Regions from separate parts of the Homo sapiens genome. Here region 1 is linked to region 2. Evidence: chromatin loops called from intact Hi-C (ENCODE). Cell type or tissue: heart right ventricle. All regions are shown on one strand.

Evidence for each region. Hi-C counts contacts between places; a loop is a spot of excess contacts. Peaks named below come from ENCODE experiments on the same cell type or tissue, not always from the same donor. Only the 100,000 strongest peaks of a DNase experiment are listed, where the experiment ranks them.
Region 1: a loop joins it to region 2, with 16 times the contacts of the local background. A loop is called at or near these places in 2 of 110 quality-filtered maps.

What each region holds. Positions count from the first base shown.
Region 1 is chr2:126,695,646-126,703,645 of GRCh38, reverse strand. It overlaps GYPC (glycophorin C (Gerbich blood group)), which reads right to left. Exons shown (of 4, transcript NM_002101.5): 4 at 6,979-7,700. The coding sequence ends at 7,504. It also overlaps the pseudogene RNU6-675P. Among named protein-coding and RNA genes, the nearest start is that of GYPC, 43 kb to the right of the region's middle. In heart right ventricle, no CTCF peak of the experiment used is centred here; a DNase peak (open chromatin) is centred at 6,755; H3K27ac peaks cover 5,858 bases.
Region 2 is chr2:126,582,811-126,590,810 of GRCh38, reverse strand. The region is part of intron 2 of LOC105373602 (a long non-coding RNA gene); the gene reads left to right. Among named protein-coding and RNA genes, the nearest start is that of GYPC, 69 kb to the left of the region's middle. In heart right ventricle, no CTCF peak of the experiment used is centred here; a DNase peak (open chromatin) is centred at 4,362; H3K27ac peaks cover 1,885 bases.

The DNA of each region.
Region 1 (8,000 bases), 110 kb before region 2:
TTTATGACCTTGTCTGAAACACTTGCCTGACTTCTAGCACAGCCTTTTTTTGGTCTCATGTTCTCACATGGGCACAGGATGGCATTCCGACCTGAGAAGCGTGTCAGAGCTGAGCCGGGGAAGAGTAGTGAACTTGGAATCATCTACATTTTCTTCCCTCCTGTGTCCCTCCCACCACACACTCCACACACATGCCTCGGCATCCCTTTCGGCTCTCCTGTCTCCAGATGAAGAGGGAAGGTGGTGGGCCTTCTCACTATTCTCCCTGCTTCCTCCCTGCCTGGAGGGACGTACTTGGCAGAGAGCTTTCTAATACTCATCCCAAAGAAGAAAACTTGCAGGGTAAAATTTCTGACTCAGGTCAAAAGTCTGGGTGGAATGGCCTTCCCCCTGGCCTCCCAGAGGCATAGAGGCCAGGCCTCATGAGGTAGCCCTTCTGAATCCTTTGCTTTCATTTTCTCTTTGGGATCCTGGTTAGGTATCTTTTGTTGCAGAGGAGCTGCAGATGTGTCTATGTGATACTTAAAAACTTGGTTTATTCCATAGAGATTTTAGTACAAAGGCAGATGAACGGTCTTCATCCACAAACTCAACAGGTCTAGTTTGATCTTTTGCTCCAGGGGCTATTGTGTTCTGTACACATGGTGCTTCATAACCAATTCAGGGTCATATTGATTCACAATTGTGTTAAAAGAGGATTTTGGTGCTCACTTACGCAGCACATATACTAAAATTGGAATGATACAGAGATTAGCACGGCCCCTGTGCACGGATAACATGCACATTCATGAAGCGTTCCATATTTTTATTTAAAAAAAAAATTAACTGGATTTTGTCTCATCCTGAAAGATCTCTCATAAGGTGCTTTTCCCTGTTCAGGCCTCAGTAATTTCTAGGCTGTCTTCCTCCCCAGAGTACAACCTCTAATTCCTCTCAACATTGGATGCAACATAATTTGCAAATCTGACCATATCTGCACCCACTTTCCTCCTGTAAAGGGCTCTTACCACCTTCAATTACAGCATAGTGGCCAGCCCCCTCATTAGCTGGTTCTTTGCAGTCTCTGTGTCGGAGTCATCCTTGGTTACTTCCATACATGCCTGAAGCTGCAGGAAGAACTGCACACTTGCAGGTTCCAATATCACCTCGATTTCTCTGCATTTGTCATCCCCTCACCTAGATAGCTCCTTCAAAACCCATGTCAGAATTCTCCCTCCAACAATCCTTCCCTGACTTCCCCTCAGGCCATTTGGTCCTCTGTGATGGAACCCTTGCAGCTTGAACTATTTTAACACATCTCTTATTGCAGCCAGTGTCCTCCAGGGAGCCAGTAAGGCCTTGCTCAGCTCCAAATCTCTGGCATTGCACCACCTGTAGTGTAAATGCAGAGAACATTTGTGTTCCGAATGAAGGAATTAATGGTGTTATCTCTGCCTGGGAGCTGAGGTCTGGATGCCTACCATCCTTTCACCCTAACACCTCCATTTGTTACCTTAAGAAGACAATGTCCGTGCACTGCAGCTATGAACAAAATGGTCCTTCCTGGGCTGAGCGCGGTGGCTCACGCCTGTAATCCCAACACTTTGGGAGGCTGAGGTGGGCGAATTACCTGAGGTCAGGAGTTCAAGGCCAGCCTGGCCAACATGGTGAAACCCCTTCTCTACTAAAAATACAAAAAATTAGCTGGGCATGGTGGTGGACGCCTGTAATCCCAGCTACTTGGGAAGCTGAGACAGGAGAATTGCTTGAACCTGGGAGGCGGAGGTTGCAGTGAGCCGAGATTGCATCATTACACTCCAGCTTGGGCAACGAGAGCAAAACTCTGTCTCAAAAACAAAACAAAACAAAACAAAACAAAAAAGGTCCTTCCCTGGAGAAAGGAGTGGCCTCACTCTGACTTGGGGAATCTCAGTAAGCCCAGAGGAAGCTTTATCTTGAGAAAGCTGAATATAGAACTTGTTTCTAAGTACTTTTTGAGAGAAAAAAAATGATAATAATTTCAGCTACTTGAAAAATAAAAGGTGGCTTTTTTTTTGTATTTGGTTCTAAAAAAACTAGGAGATCTGCATATCTTAACATCAGCTTTGGAGGTCTATAATGTTGGCAAGAGACCTCTTGATTACAGGATGATCTTAGAATAGAGGCTGGCGAACTCCACCCAACCTTATTGCCAGGGCTCTGGATTTATGGATCCACCCATGAACCAAAACATTCTCACAGCTGTATGCCTCTATGTGTTCCTGTCATAGCAAACCAATAAAAAAGACCAAGCCTGCAGTGAGATCTCTCATACACTGGCCAGAGGATGGAGAAAAGTTTTCTGCTTTAAACTCTTGCATGTGGTTTGAGAAACAGAAGATGTTTTTGATTTTCTGGAGAGAAAGCTGGGACACTTTAAAGACCTATGAGCCCTGTTATTTAGTTCATTGCATTGTTCATTCAACATGTATTTATTGAGTACTCACAGGTACCAGGCACAATGTTAGGCAGTGCCTACCTTTTTGGGAGACAATTCTCCATGGGTCTCTTGCATTTTTCACATCTGTTGAGTGAGGCAGGAACTGCACTGTGTTCTTGACTACCTTTTCCAGGATGTTTGTGTATTAAACAGACTTGGAAGACCCAGTAGTAGCTCCCTCCAGTGCAAAAGGCAGGCATTTTACTGCCCATTATGAGATTCTGATTTTCTTGGTTCAAGATTTCTCTTCTGGAACTCCACCCACCATATGGATAAACATCCTCTGAGATCACCCACATCACCCACGTCTAACTTGGAGATGAAGAGATGCCATTCAAATATGCTGATGTCATGCTGCTTGCTGGGCTGTAAGTGCCTTTATCTCTGACCCAGGTATCTCATGTCTTCTGTCAGCATCTATGAAACTGGTATAGGCCGAATTGCTCACTTAAAAGCAGGGCAAAACCTCAGACCCTTCACAATTCTTGGCAAGTTTATATCTTCCTTTAACTTACTATTCAAAACATGAAAATGCAAATATTTTGTCACCATGTTACTGGTAAGAACCGTGGAGCACGGAGAAGTTAAGTAACTCTTCCTAGGTCACGCAGAGCTAGTTAGTGCCTGAGATGAGATTTTTGTCCAAGTCTGTCCAATTCCAGAGCCACTCTCTTTTCATAGCATCATGCTGACATGCTAAATTGCAAACATTAAAATGCCTGTAGTTCTACTTGTGGCAGTGGGCCAGCTAAAGTACTGTTGGCCCCTAAATCATTCCCGTTGCTATGATGATAAAAATCTTTAGGTAAGGAATGAAAAACAATTGAGCAGATTCTCTCCAGGGAGGACAAAAAGATAAAATCATGAAGGGGAGTTCCTTCCATTAAAAAAAGAAGAAAAAATTCTCTCTAATATTTACATAACAATTGGCTCAAAGCCTTGACCTCCTGCCGCTTCTTCTGGTGAATAGATGAGATCCATCTCTCTCCAGGCAGGATGGGCCAAGTCATGTGAAATTCAGACTAAACAATGGAGCAGCTGGAGGAGTGGGTGAGCCCCAGGGTGGGGAGGCCTCCAGCTCCACAGGCAGGGTCTGAGCCTTGCTAGATCTTTTGAAGCCCCTTTGTGAATTTCCATGGTGCATTTTCATCTTTTGTCTTGTTTAACTTGATCATTATCTTATCCATATGATAGAGACTGACTTGTTCCTTCAGTGACTCTTTATTACCTATGCAACAAAGTCCTAATTTCTTAGCTTGGGACTGAAGCCGCTCTGTGGTCAAGCCCTTATATACTGTGCAACTGGCCCAAGCCTCCCTTCTTCTCTAAAGCCTTTCCTAAGTCCATCTCACTCCCAAGATAGAACTGATCTCTCTCTCCTTAGTGTTTTAAATTGATCTGTATCACTACTCTCTCAGCATCCATAATACTTTAGGGCTTATATATATTTACATGTTTATCTTCTCCCCTAAGCTAGGGACCCCTGAAGGCAGAGGCTGCTATATTCAGCTATGTAATTTCAACACTTACATGGTACCTAATAAATGTTTGTGGATTACAGCTATATACTCAGACACACACACATATATATTATCTATCTGTCTCTGAATCTGAAATTTAATCACTAAATACTCTTAGTTTGGGAATGAGCACTTTGAAGAAGCACAAATCATCTAAGAAGTGTTGGTAGGGATGCTTTGGCATGATGTAATCTAGATGATCACTTTCCTTTTCATAAGACTGGCCTGGGTGCAAGCGTCCTGGGTGCTGGAAGTGTGGATGAGGTGTGACCGGGCTGGCAGCACTTGCTATCTCTATAAGCTAATCATCCCACCAAGAGCAGATAGGCTCCACTGCATTATCTCTCGCCACCAGGAGAGACCTCTCAACCAGGCCAGCTCTGACTAGGGATGGGGATGCTGGCAGAGGTGCCTGGGCCATCACTGTCCAGGGCCACTGGGTGGCAGAGACCTGGCTGGGGATTCTCTGATCCCAGCACTGGTCAGTCATGCCAGCATCCATGAGTCTTGATGCCACCTGCTCTGCTCCCTGGGCAGCTCCTGCTGACTCATCTCAACCTCCTGAAGGGAGGCCAGACAGGCCTGAGTTAAATGGCTCCTCTGCCATTAGAAACTGTGAGACCTCCAGTAAAGCTCATTGACCTTTCTGCACCTCAATTTCTACAGATCTAAAGGGAGGATAAGGATATCCACTTGCCAGGATTATTTCGAGGATTAAAGGAGGCTTATGTGCAAAGAAGCTGGGATTTTCTACAGACAGAGCTCTGTCCCTTTCCCTCTTCTTCCAGCCCTTCTCTGCCCCATCCCCTCTCTTCCTTTCCTCTCCTCTTTCTTCCTTCTTAACAGTCTTTTTGACTCTTTGGTGTGTGCAAATTTGTGCATTATTTACCCCAACTAACACTGGTTGCAGACGTGCTGCAGAATGACTTAGTGCATTGCTGGAGGAAGTATCAGATTTAAAAACCTGGTCCCTAATCTAAGAGAGGATTATTAATTGCCCACAAGTGTCCACCAGTGTGCACTCTGTGTGTGTGTGTGCATTATCTCTTTAAGTTGCCCTGCTCTCTGGTGTGGCCATCTGGCCTCTGCAGTTAGCCTGCAACAGTTCCCTCCTCGTGGCATCTGAGCTAGGCCACCTGGGACAAACCAGCTCTGCAGCTTCCATGTCATCACTACTGCTGCTGAGCCTGATTCTGGCTGGGTCTGGGGACCCAGTAGACTGGGAGCAGACTGTGTTTCAATTGTTTTCCAGGACACTAGGCAGGCAAAAGAGTGAGGATAAAGGGAGGTGAGGAAGGGGAGGTGAGTGGCCAGGGAGTCAAGCTTAGTATAGACAGCCCCTGGGCCCAATGAGGGAGAAAGGAATGAGTTACCATCATCCTTCCCCCACATAGGCACCTGCTCTCTAGGAGGCCTCGAGAGCCCTGGGCTCATCCTCTTCTGGAGCCTTTTCACCCCAATGAGTGTCTATGTGTAGGTTCTGGTGCCTCCTCTGTGCTCACTGGACAGTGATCTGTGCTCCCAAACCTGGAAGATGTGGGTGCTCAAAAACCTGAAATGGCATTGCCACAGGAGGGGATGTTAGAAACCATTTACCTGAGTGTTTCCAAAATGTGCTCCGAGGACCACTTGGTCCACGAGTTCCTAGCAGGTATCGTGTGAGCAAATGGGGTCTCTGGTTCAACATGCTTGGGAAAGGCTATGTGCACAGCTCCCCTCCCACCAGTGTCAGCATCCACACTGGGCCAGTGAAGACGCTGAGGAGCCTGCACTGCTTTCACTTTACATGATACATCATTTTCTAAACTGACTTGTGCATATTCATTGGGCCTATTTATCGCCATTTTTGCCACACTGGTGTTCTGAAGATCAGTGTGGGCCATGCAGATACAGCCAAGCCCTTTATTTCATAGATGAAGGCCTGCGAGCTCGGGTCACCAGGAAAAGGTCTCACTTTTGGACCAGGCTTCTGCCATCACTGCTTCTGTGAGCTCCCAGCTCATCTCCCCCACCACGGCCCCAGGATTGCCAGCTCCTCTGACAGGTGGACCCCCCACTGAGCTCACATTCCCCGTAATCCTCCCAGGGAGATCTTTGGGACCTTTCTGCCAACTCCCAAGTGGAGATGGTGCAGCCTCAAGAATCCTGAGCCCCAGGGAGTACCTAGGTGACCCCAGCACCTGGCGTGCAGTCTTTAACCTCATAGCTGCTGGTCCTTGGAGTGACAGCTGAGCTGTTGGGAATCTTGGAAAAACTCGCCTGGAAGGGGATGGTTAACCAGTTCATCTTCTCTTCCTGTTACTCTGTGATTTTGAGTGACAGCTACTCCTCAGGAAGTGTGCAGAAGTAGTGCAATGAAGAATGTTTGTTTACCGCTGCACACAGTTGCTGACACTGGAAGACAGGGAGGTCTGAGCACTTGACCCTCAACGCTGGGAGTCAGGCACAACAGAGGTGTCATTATCAGCATCATTTGTACGTGAGGGAGGAGAACACGGGGGCCAGAGGGGTCAAACAAGTTGTTCAAGGTCCTGGGACCAGGAAAGGGGAGCTGGGACCCAAAGCCATCGAGCGGAGCTCTGCAGCCTCTGCTTCCACCCCTGGGTGCCACGGTCACTGTGATTGGAAGGACAAGACTCACTCATATTTTTGGATCAGGTCCATTTGTTCTAATACTGCACCTTGGAAAATCAACACTTCAGCTAGTGCCCTGGCCACTGGGAACGGCTATTTCTAGAGGGACATTTCACCCTTCCTTTTGTTTCCTGCAGCTGGTGCCCCTGTAGGGAAAGGAAAGCTGGTCACTTGTCCTTCCTCCCTTGGCAGGCTTGGGAGCCGCCTGTACTGGCTGTGCTCTCTGGGAACTGGCCCCCACAAGAGCCAGAAATGAACTGTCCTGGCCCCGTCAGAGAATATAATATTGCACAGGTGAAAAGCAAGCCCTGGGTGGCGTTTATCTTTCCCCAGATAACTACAGTAATACTGTTGGACTCGGAATGCTCGGTTACATTTCAAATTTATTTCCAATCGTTCTGAGCTGGATCAATGGCAGACAAAGGTACCTTTTAGCTCTGGCACCTGCTGTTCCCCCCAAATGTCAAGGACTGACATTTGATGCCATTATCCCCAGTCAGCATACAGATGACTTATTTCCTTGCTTCCCCAGCCCCCGGGTACCCCAGCACCCCCTCACCCTCAACAAGGACTTTCCTGCCAGTGAGCTGATGTTGTCCTGCACTGCCCAGGGGGCCCCATGTGCCCAGATTTTCTCCCACCTCCGTGGAGCAAAAGGTGGCCTCTGGGGTGGCCATCGCCTCCCTGGGTCCCTGGGAGTGGCCTCTTGTAGCGCGAGTCCTCCTCCGTTCCTCCCTGGGCAGGCACCTAGTGTTTCCAGGTGGCTATCTCGGGAAGAATCAAGTGCTCTCTCTCTCTGTCTGGTGGTATCAGCAGGGGTGCTGGGCGATGGGGTGTATTTTTCCTGATGGAGATGGGGGAGGCATTCAGGGAAGTGAAGTCTGTTGTCCCTCAAATAAAGTACTCCTTTCTGCTGCTATCACCAGCATCTTGGAGGGCAGGGTCTCCCTGCAGGGCTGCATCTGCACTCTCAGCAAACTCCGTGCCCTTGGCCTCATTGGTGTGGTACGTGCCCTTGTGCCGGTACATGTAGCGCAGCATGACGAAGAGGAGGGAGACTAGGACGATGGCCACAGCAGCAATCACACCTGCAGGTGGGAAGAGGTGCAAGGGTCAGTCTGAGGCAGGGGCTCTGGGGCCTGGGATGGTGGTCAAGACCCACAGGGGTTGTGTGAGGACAGATACAATGCCACAACCAAAAGAGATGCTCCTTGATTTATGATGGGAGCCAGGTTCCTGTAAGCCCATAATAAGTTAAAAATACTGTAAATGAAAAATGCATTTAATACTCCAAACCTACTGAGCATCGAAGCTTGGCCTAGCCTACCTTAAGCAGGCTCAGAACACTTAACATTAACCTAAAGTCATGCAAAATCATCTGACCCAGA
Region 2 (8,000 bases):
TTTTATTTTTATTATTTTTTGTTTTGAGACAGTCTTGCTCTGTCGCCCAGGCTGGAGTGCAGTGGCATAATCTCGTCTCACTGCAACCTCCACCTCCCAGGTTCAAGCCATTCTCCTGCTTCAGCCTCCGGAGTAGCTGGAATTACAGGTGCCCGCCACCATGCCCGGCTAATTTTTGTATTTTTTAGTAGAGACAGAGTTTCACCATGTTGGCCAGGCTGGTCTCGAACTCCTGACCTCAAATGATTTGCCCTTCTTGGCCTCCTGAAGTGCTGGGATTACAGGCGTGAGCAACTGCGCCCAGCCTGTTTATCTCTAATTTTCAGTATTTTGACTCTGTTCTGCCTACATATAGAGTTATTTGCAGTCATTATGCTGGTTATTTTCCTGCATTTATTAGATCTATAAGTTGATAGATTTCACCAAATTTGGGACTTTAAAGATCTTTTCATCATTTAATTTTCTTTTCTCTCTTTTTAGAATTCCAATGATCTGTGTTGTCCCACAGTCCCTGAGGCTTTGTTTATTTTTGTTCAATCTTCTCTTTTTAAAATGGTAATTTCCCTCAAATCATCAGCAAATTTGTATTTTCTTTCTTTTTTTTTAAATTTTTTGCTTCCAGTGTATTGTTGAGCCCAACCAATCATTTTTCACTTTAGATAGTGCTCATTTTAGTTCTAAAATTTTCATTCGGTTTTGTTTCGTAGCTTCCATGTCTCCAGTGATATTCCATGTCCATTTGATTGCTGTGTAGTATTTCATTATATGGACATATCACACTGTATTTATTAGTTTCTTAGAGAAAAATTGGAGTTTACTAGTTTGAGGGATTACAAAATGAAGCCACTGTAAACACGAATGCATAGGTTTTTGTACAAATATAAGTTTCCATTTCACTAAGGTAAATACCAAGGAGAATTTCTGAGCCACATGGTAAATCTATGTTTTACTTTATACGACACTGGCACTTTGTTTTACAAATATCTACCATTTTGCATTCCCACCAACAAAGTGTTATGTATTATAGCTATTCTACACCATTAGCAGAACGTGGCATTTTCAGTTAAAAAAAAAAAAAAAAACATTCCTCCTAGGAGGTGTATAGTGATACTCATTGTGATTTTAATTTGCTTTTCCCTGATAACTAATAATAATGATCATCTTTTCTATGATTATTTTGTCATTCTCATATTTTCTTTGGTGAAGTGTCTATTAATGTCTTTTCTCATTTAAAAAATTGGGCTATTAGTTTTCATATTTTTGAGTTTTGAAAGTCTTTTTGTGTAATTTGTATGCAAGTTTTTTATTAGATATGGGATTCGTAATTATTTTCTCCCAATCTGCAAATTGTCTTTTTAACTTTTAAAGTCAGATAAAGTCCAATTGATCAATTTATATGTGCTTTGGGGAAAGGATTGATATTTTTTATTGCATGTAAATAACTGATTGTTCTAGAACCACTTATGAAAAAGACTATGTTTTTTCCAAGGAAGTACTTTTGCACCTTTGTAAAAACAATCACGTATATGTCGGTTTAACTCTAGCCTCTTTATTCTGTTCAATTGACATTTGTGTCTGTCCTTTTGATAGTATTCCATGTCTTCATTAATGTAGTTTTATAACTGAGTATTGAATCAGTTATTAAAATTCCTCAAAGTTGGTTCTATTTTGTAAAATCTGTTTTGGCTATTCTAGTTCCTTTGCCTTTCCACACAAATCTTAGAATCACTTTTCCTATTTCTAAAAATTCTGCCAGAATTTTCGTTGAAATTGGGTTGTATATATGTTTTAATTTAGACAGAAATGAATTCTTAACAATATTAAGTCTTCTAATCCATGAACAAGGCATATCTTAACATTTAATTAGGATATCTTTCATTTCTCTTACCAGTATCCTATAATTTTTACCATAAAGGTCTTTCACATTTTTGCTATAGTTATACCTAAGTATCATATTTTTTGGCATTATTATACATTTATAAATTATATTAACATTTTCTATTTCCAATTTTTTCATTGCTATTGCATAGAAATGCAATTGATTTTTATATATTGACCTTGTGTCGAGCAACATAGCTAAATTCACTTATTACTTCTAGTGGTTGTTTTGGTTAATTCTTTATCGTTTTCTATGCAATCAACAATTGCAAATAGAGGGAGCTTTTTTTCCTCCTTACAACCTTATGCCATCTATTTTTCTTGCTGTATTGTATTGGGTAAAGCATTAATTATAATGTTGAATAGGAGTTATAACAGTAGATATTGTTTATTTATGATATAGTGGGAAAACATTCACTCCATTATTTTATTCCAAATTATAGACAGACTTTAGCGAGATGAATGTTGCAATATTGTATAACATAATCACATACATTCTATCATTTTTCTCATATTCTATTGAATGGAAAGAAGTTACAGGTCCAACCCACACTCAAGAGGAAGGGATCCCGCAAAAGCATGAACACTCAGAGGAGTGGATTGAGGGGCCACCTGAAGAATCTGTGTATCATAGCAATGTTTGCTTTGGGATTTATAGTTAGCATCTTGTACCTATCACTGTTTACCCATAAGTAATATCACACCCTTTCCCACATGATATAAGAAATTTGTAATGTTATACTTCTGTGTTTCCCTCCTGGCTGTTGTGCTGTTGTTGCCATACATTTTACTTCTATGTATTTTATACATTTCACAATACATTGCTATTATTTTTATTTTAAGCAATCAATTATGTTCTAAAGATATTTTTAAAATGAGAAGAATATATATATATATATATTTAACTGACATATTTATTATTTCTGGAGTTCTTTGTTCTTTTACATAGAGTTTTTCATCTGATGTCATTTTCTTTCTAACAGACTTTCCATAATATTTTTTGTAGTGCAGGGTAGCTAATGATAAATCCTTTCAGCTTTTGTTTGCCTATGAAAATCTTTGTTTTCTTTTTTTTCTTGAGACAGGGTCTTGCTCTGTCTCTGAGGCTGGAGTGCAGTGGTGCAATCATAGCTCACTGCAGCCTCGACCTCTTTGGGCTCAAATGATCCTCCTGCCTCAGCTTCCCCAGCAGCTGGGACTACAGGAACGCATCACCACACCCGGCTAATTTTATTTTATTTTTTTTGTAGAGATGGGGTTTCACAATGTTGCCCACACTAATCTTGAACTCCTGGCCTCAAGCAATCCTCCCACCTTGGCCTCCCAAAGTGTGGGGATTATAGGCATGAGCCACTGCACCCAGGCAGTTTTGTTTTCGAAAGATATTTTTGCCGAGTTTTTTTTTTTTAATAGTAAGTTGACTTCTTTTCTTTCAGTACCTTAAAGATGTCCCACTATTATTAACTTGTGTTCATTTTTACCAATGGGAAGACTTCTGTCATTCTTACCATTTTGTATGTAATGAGACTTTTTTTACTGGCTGGTTTTAAGATTTCTCTCTATCACTGGTTTTAATATTTTCAACTATGATGCATTATGGTGTGGTTTTCTTCATATTTCTTGTATTTGTAGTTCCTTGAGTTTTAGGATCTGTGGGTTTCTAGTTTTTATCAACTTTGAATATTTTTGGCAATGATTTCATCAAGTATGTGTTTTTCTATTTCTACTCTCTTTTTATCTTCTTCACATATTCTAGTTATACATAGATTAGGTTTCTTGAAGTTTTTCCATAACTCACTGATTCGCTTTTCATTTTTTATCCCTTTTTTCTCTCTGTTTTTCATCTTGTCGTTTCTATTTTTATATTTTCAAGTTTACCCCTTTTTCATCTGTAATGTATAATGTACTTTTAATCCCATTCATTATATTTTAAATCTCCAACATTATGTTTTTTTGCACCTAGGAATGTTATTGGAGTCCTTTACTTATGCTCCATATCTCTGCTTACCATGCTCACGCGTCCCTTTTTTTCTTATGCATGTGGAATGTAGTTATAAGAACTGATTTAACATCTTTGTCTACTAATTATATTGTCTATGTCACTTCTGGGTCTATTTTTATGGACGGAATTTTCTCCTCTCATTAAAATGTGAACACAATATGGCTTTATTTCTTTCTAATAGGTGTTCCCCCTTGCATTGTTATGGGATGATTAGATTGCAGTGTTATCAATGCTCTCATAAAGCAGCGGGAGCACCAGGAAAGCAAAGCTGATCCATCCTGAGGATCGAAGAAGATTTCCCAGAGGAGCACGGCATGTGAGCTGAGTGACCCAGAGTAAGCGTAGACAAAGGGGAAAAAACAAGCAAAGGAAATTCCCAGTGGACAGAAGCACATACACAAAGCACGGAAATGAGAGAAGGGTACACTCCAGGGACACCAGGGAACTCACTGTAGCTGAACTGTGGGTAGGAAATGGAAAGTGACCACGCCAGACTAGCACATGTGCCCAGCCCATGAGAACAGTTGCGCATTTGGCCGGAGAGATTGAGCTTTGCTTTATTGGCCATGGGAAGACTTTAGAAGGTGTTTTTAATTGTGGTAAACATACTTAACAGAAAATTTACCATTTTAACCATTTTAAATGTACAATTTAGTGAAATTAAGTATAATTACATTCTTTTGAAACTATCATCACCATTCATCTCCAGAGTTTTTTCACCTACCCAAATTGAAATTCTACATCCTCACTGTCTTAGTCTATTTCATGCTGCTGTAACAGAATACCTGAGACTGGGTAATTTATAAAGAAAAGAAATTTATTTCTTACAGTTCTGGAGGCTGGAAAGTCCACAATCAAGGCATCGGCAGGTTTGGTGTCTGGTGAGGGCTGCTCTCTGCTTCCAGGTTGGCTCCATGAATGCTGGGTCTCACATGCTAAAAAATAGGAAGGCAAACTAGTTGAACACTGTGTGAAGCCTCTTTTATAAAGGTCTTAATCCCATTAACCAGGGAGAAGCCCTTATGGCCTAATCACCTCTAAAAAGCCCCGCTTCTTAATCTGACTACATTGGCAACATCTGCATTTTGGAGGGGACACATTCAAACCAAAGCCTTCCAATCCTGGCCCCGAAATACCTGCCAAAATTCATGACATGCATAATACATTTGTTTTATCCCATCACCCCCCAAAGTCTTCACGCATTTCAGCATGAACTCAAAAGTTCAAAGTCCAGAGTCTCATCTAAATTGGATATGGGTTAGGCTCAAGGCACGGTTCATCCTGAGGCAAATTTCCCTTTAGCTGTGAGTCTGAAATCAAGCAAGTTATGGGATTCCAAAATACAATCATGGGACAGGCACAGGACAGACATAGGAGAATAGGCAAGAAGAAAGGAGTAACAGGTACCAAGTTAGTCTAAACCCAACAAAGAGAACACTAAATCTCAAGACTTGAGAATTATCTTCTTTGACTCCATGTCCTGCCTTCAGGACACAATGGGGTAAGGGCTGGGTCTCCAAGGCTTCTGGGGACCCTCTCTCTATTCATGCTGTAGCAGATCTCACAGGCTGGAGTTAAGTGCCTGCTTCTCTCCCAGGCTGCCATTGCACATTGGGGCCCCTATACCTCTGAAGTCTTGGGAGCATGCATGGAACCCTGTGCTGCCAAATACTGAAACCCACACTTTCCTTCACATTCTGCCATCAGTAACTGGGAGTCTCATTCCTGTTTATGAAGGAAACATTATCTCCCATGAATGTCGTGTTTACTGGAAGGAGTAACTTATTAACAATAGCTAACATGCAATGAGTGTCTTCTGGGAATGAGTGTCTTACAGGAGTGAACTGACTTGGTCCTTATAAAGAGCACTATCAAATAGATGCTATTATTCCAATATTAGAGTGAGGAAATAAGAGCTAGGGAAGCAAGGGCTTGCCTAAGGTCTCACAACAAGTGGAGGTGGAGCTGGGATTTGTCCAGGCAGATGACCCCTGACTTCACCACACAGATTTATGGAATTTGGCCATATGGTATCCATTAGCTGTTGAGACTCATCTCCTATCTCGACACTAGAGTGTACCTTAGGATTGGAGCACAAGGTGGGCCAGTCTTATAGGTTTGGCAAGTGTAGACATAGACACACTGTTCTGTGAGGAAGGCCTGGGCTGAAATTCCTCAATAATAATCTTTGACAGCCAGAGGACCCACCCCTGGACAGCATGTGCACTGCAGGTACAAGGTAGGGGAATTATGTTATGGGAGCAGTTGGCTGATGTGACACACACTTCTGCCTCATGAGTAGAGGGCTGCTTGGCCCTGCAGTTGTCACAAGAGGCAAGAAACTTCTGTTACTTGGAGAAACAGGGCCCTTTGGCAGTCTATTGCCTCCATTCTCCACCTGCCACCAAGCAGGTCTGCAGGATCCGGCCTCCTTTGGCAACCTCACTCCCTGCAATGCCCCCAGCCTATGTATCCTCAATGCTTCATCACACCAGAACCTTCCTGGAGCCTGTCTTTTTCCTAATTTCATCTTCTGTCACTGCCGTGGTGTCCAGGTTTTGCTCACCCTAAACTGGAAGGCTCTTTCCACCCTTTCTCTATTGCCATTGTCCTATTCTTTCCTACTATGTGGCTTTCCAGATTCTGCCAGGCGTAGGAAAGGAACACATGTCTTGGCGTCTGACACATTTGGGTTGGGAACTTGACTTTGTCACTTACCAGCTGAGTGACCCTGCATGTGACACTGAAATTCTCCAGTCTCAGTTTCCACATCTGTAAAATAGGGTAGTCCCATCTAACTTGCAGTATGGTAAGGTTGTGTATAAAAGGCAGCACCATGTCTGGTACATGCGGTTGATAATCACGAAGGAATGGTGATGATCCACTATAGATTGACCAACTGAAATGTGGCAAATGCACATTTATTTATTCATGCAAATGGAAACACAGATATTATATGCATTTGATGAGGTTGAATATTCACACATGCCACTGCCCAGATGGACAAAGCAAATGTTGCCTCTTTATCTACAACCTATTCTGTCCCATGAGCTCTCACCTGGCCTGGTAGTGGGAAAACTTACACTGGTTTAATTAGTGTTCTTTTGGTTGAAAATGTATTCCTTCAGGTTAATGATAAGACTCTCATACTCCATGCTCCTCCTTACCCACCCCGAGATGTGGCCTGTGTGCACAGCAGAGCTCACTGTGTCCTCATGTTAGTTGGGAGGTAGACATGCACTTCCTTGGGGCTCTTGTTTTGTTCTCTTGGTGTTCACTGCCCCATGCCTGCTTGGTCACAGGTCCCATTGTAAGCATTGGCTATTGCTTGGCTGGTGAGTTTACGGAATTAGCATTGGCATTGCTTGACTGGCCAGGTCGTGGACCTTTTTCTCAAGGGATGCTCAAGGCAGGTGGGCACCTCTGCTTGGCCCAACCTCAGCAGTTCACAGTGTTTTGTGCACTCCCAGGGTCTATGACTCCCCTTAGTAATTCTTTGCCCCAATAAGCCCACCAGTGGCATCATGACCTACTGTCTACATACCTACACAAAATGTTAAGAAATGTCAGCTCTTTACTACCCCAGCAGCTTACCCAGGGGAAGAGGAGTAGAAATTAGGGAGTTTTCTTGAGAATACTTGTTTCAAGATGAGCATGGGTTAAAAGAGTTTTCGGACCTGATGTATTTTTTTAAAAGTTTATTGAGGGAAGCCAGCAAAACTCTCTTCAACTAAAGGATTTCTAAAAATAATAATGGCCTTTCTATCCAATGGGGTCATGGAAGTTTTTTATTCCTTTTGTAATCAAGCAGGGATGTGCATTCCTAGCTCCGTTTAATCTATCATTCACATATCATATGCCAGGGGCTGGTGCCGAAAAGTGAATTACATAATGAGTGAGTGGAAGACTTTTTTTTGTGACATAGGTATGCCTTAAATTACATATTGTTCATCTGGTTTTTAAAATATGGAGTTCTATTTTTTTGTGATTGTCAAATATGTCTCAGAAAGCCTATAATTTCTCAGTGAGGAACAGAGGAACTTTTCTGCCTAATAAAGTGGAAGCTACTCTTCTGGTTCTCAAAGTATTGCTGTTTGGAGATCAGTGAGATTTATTTGTG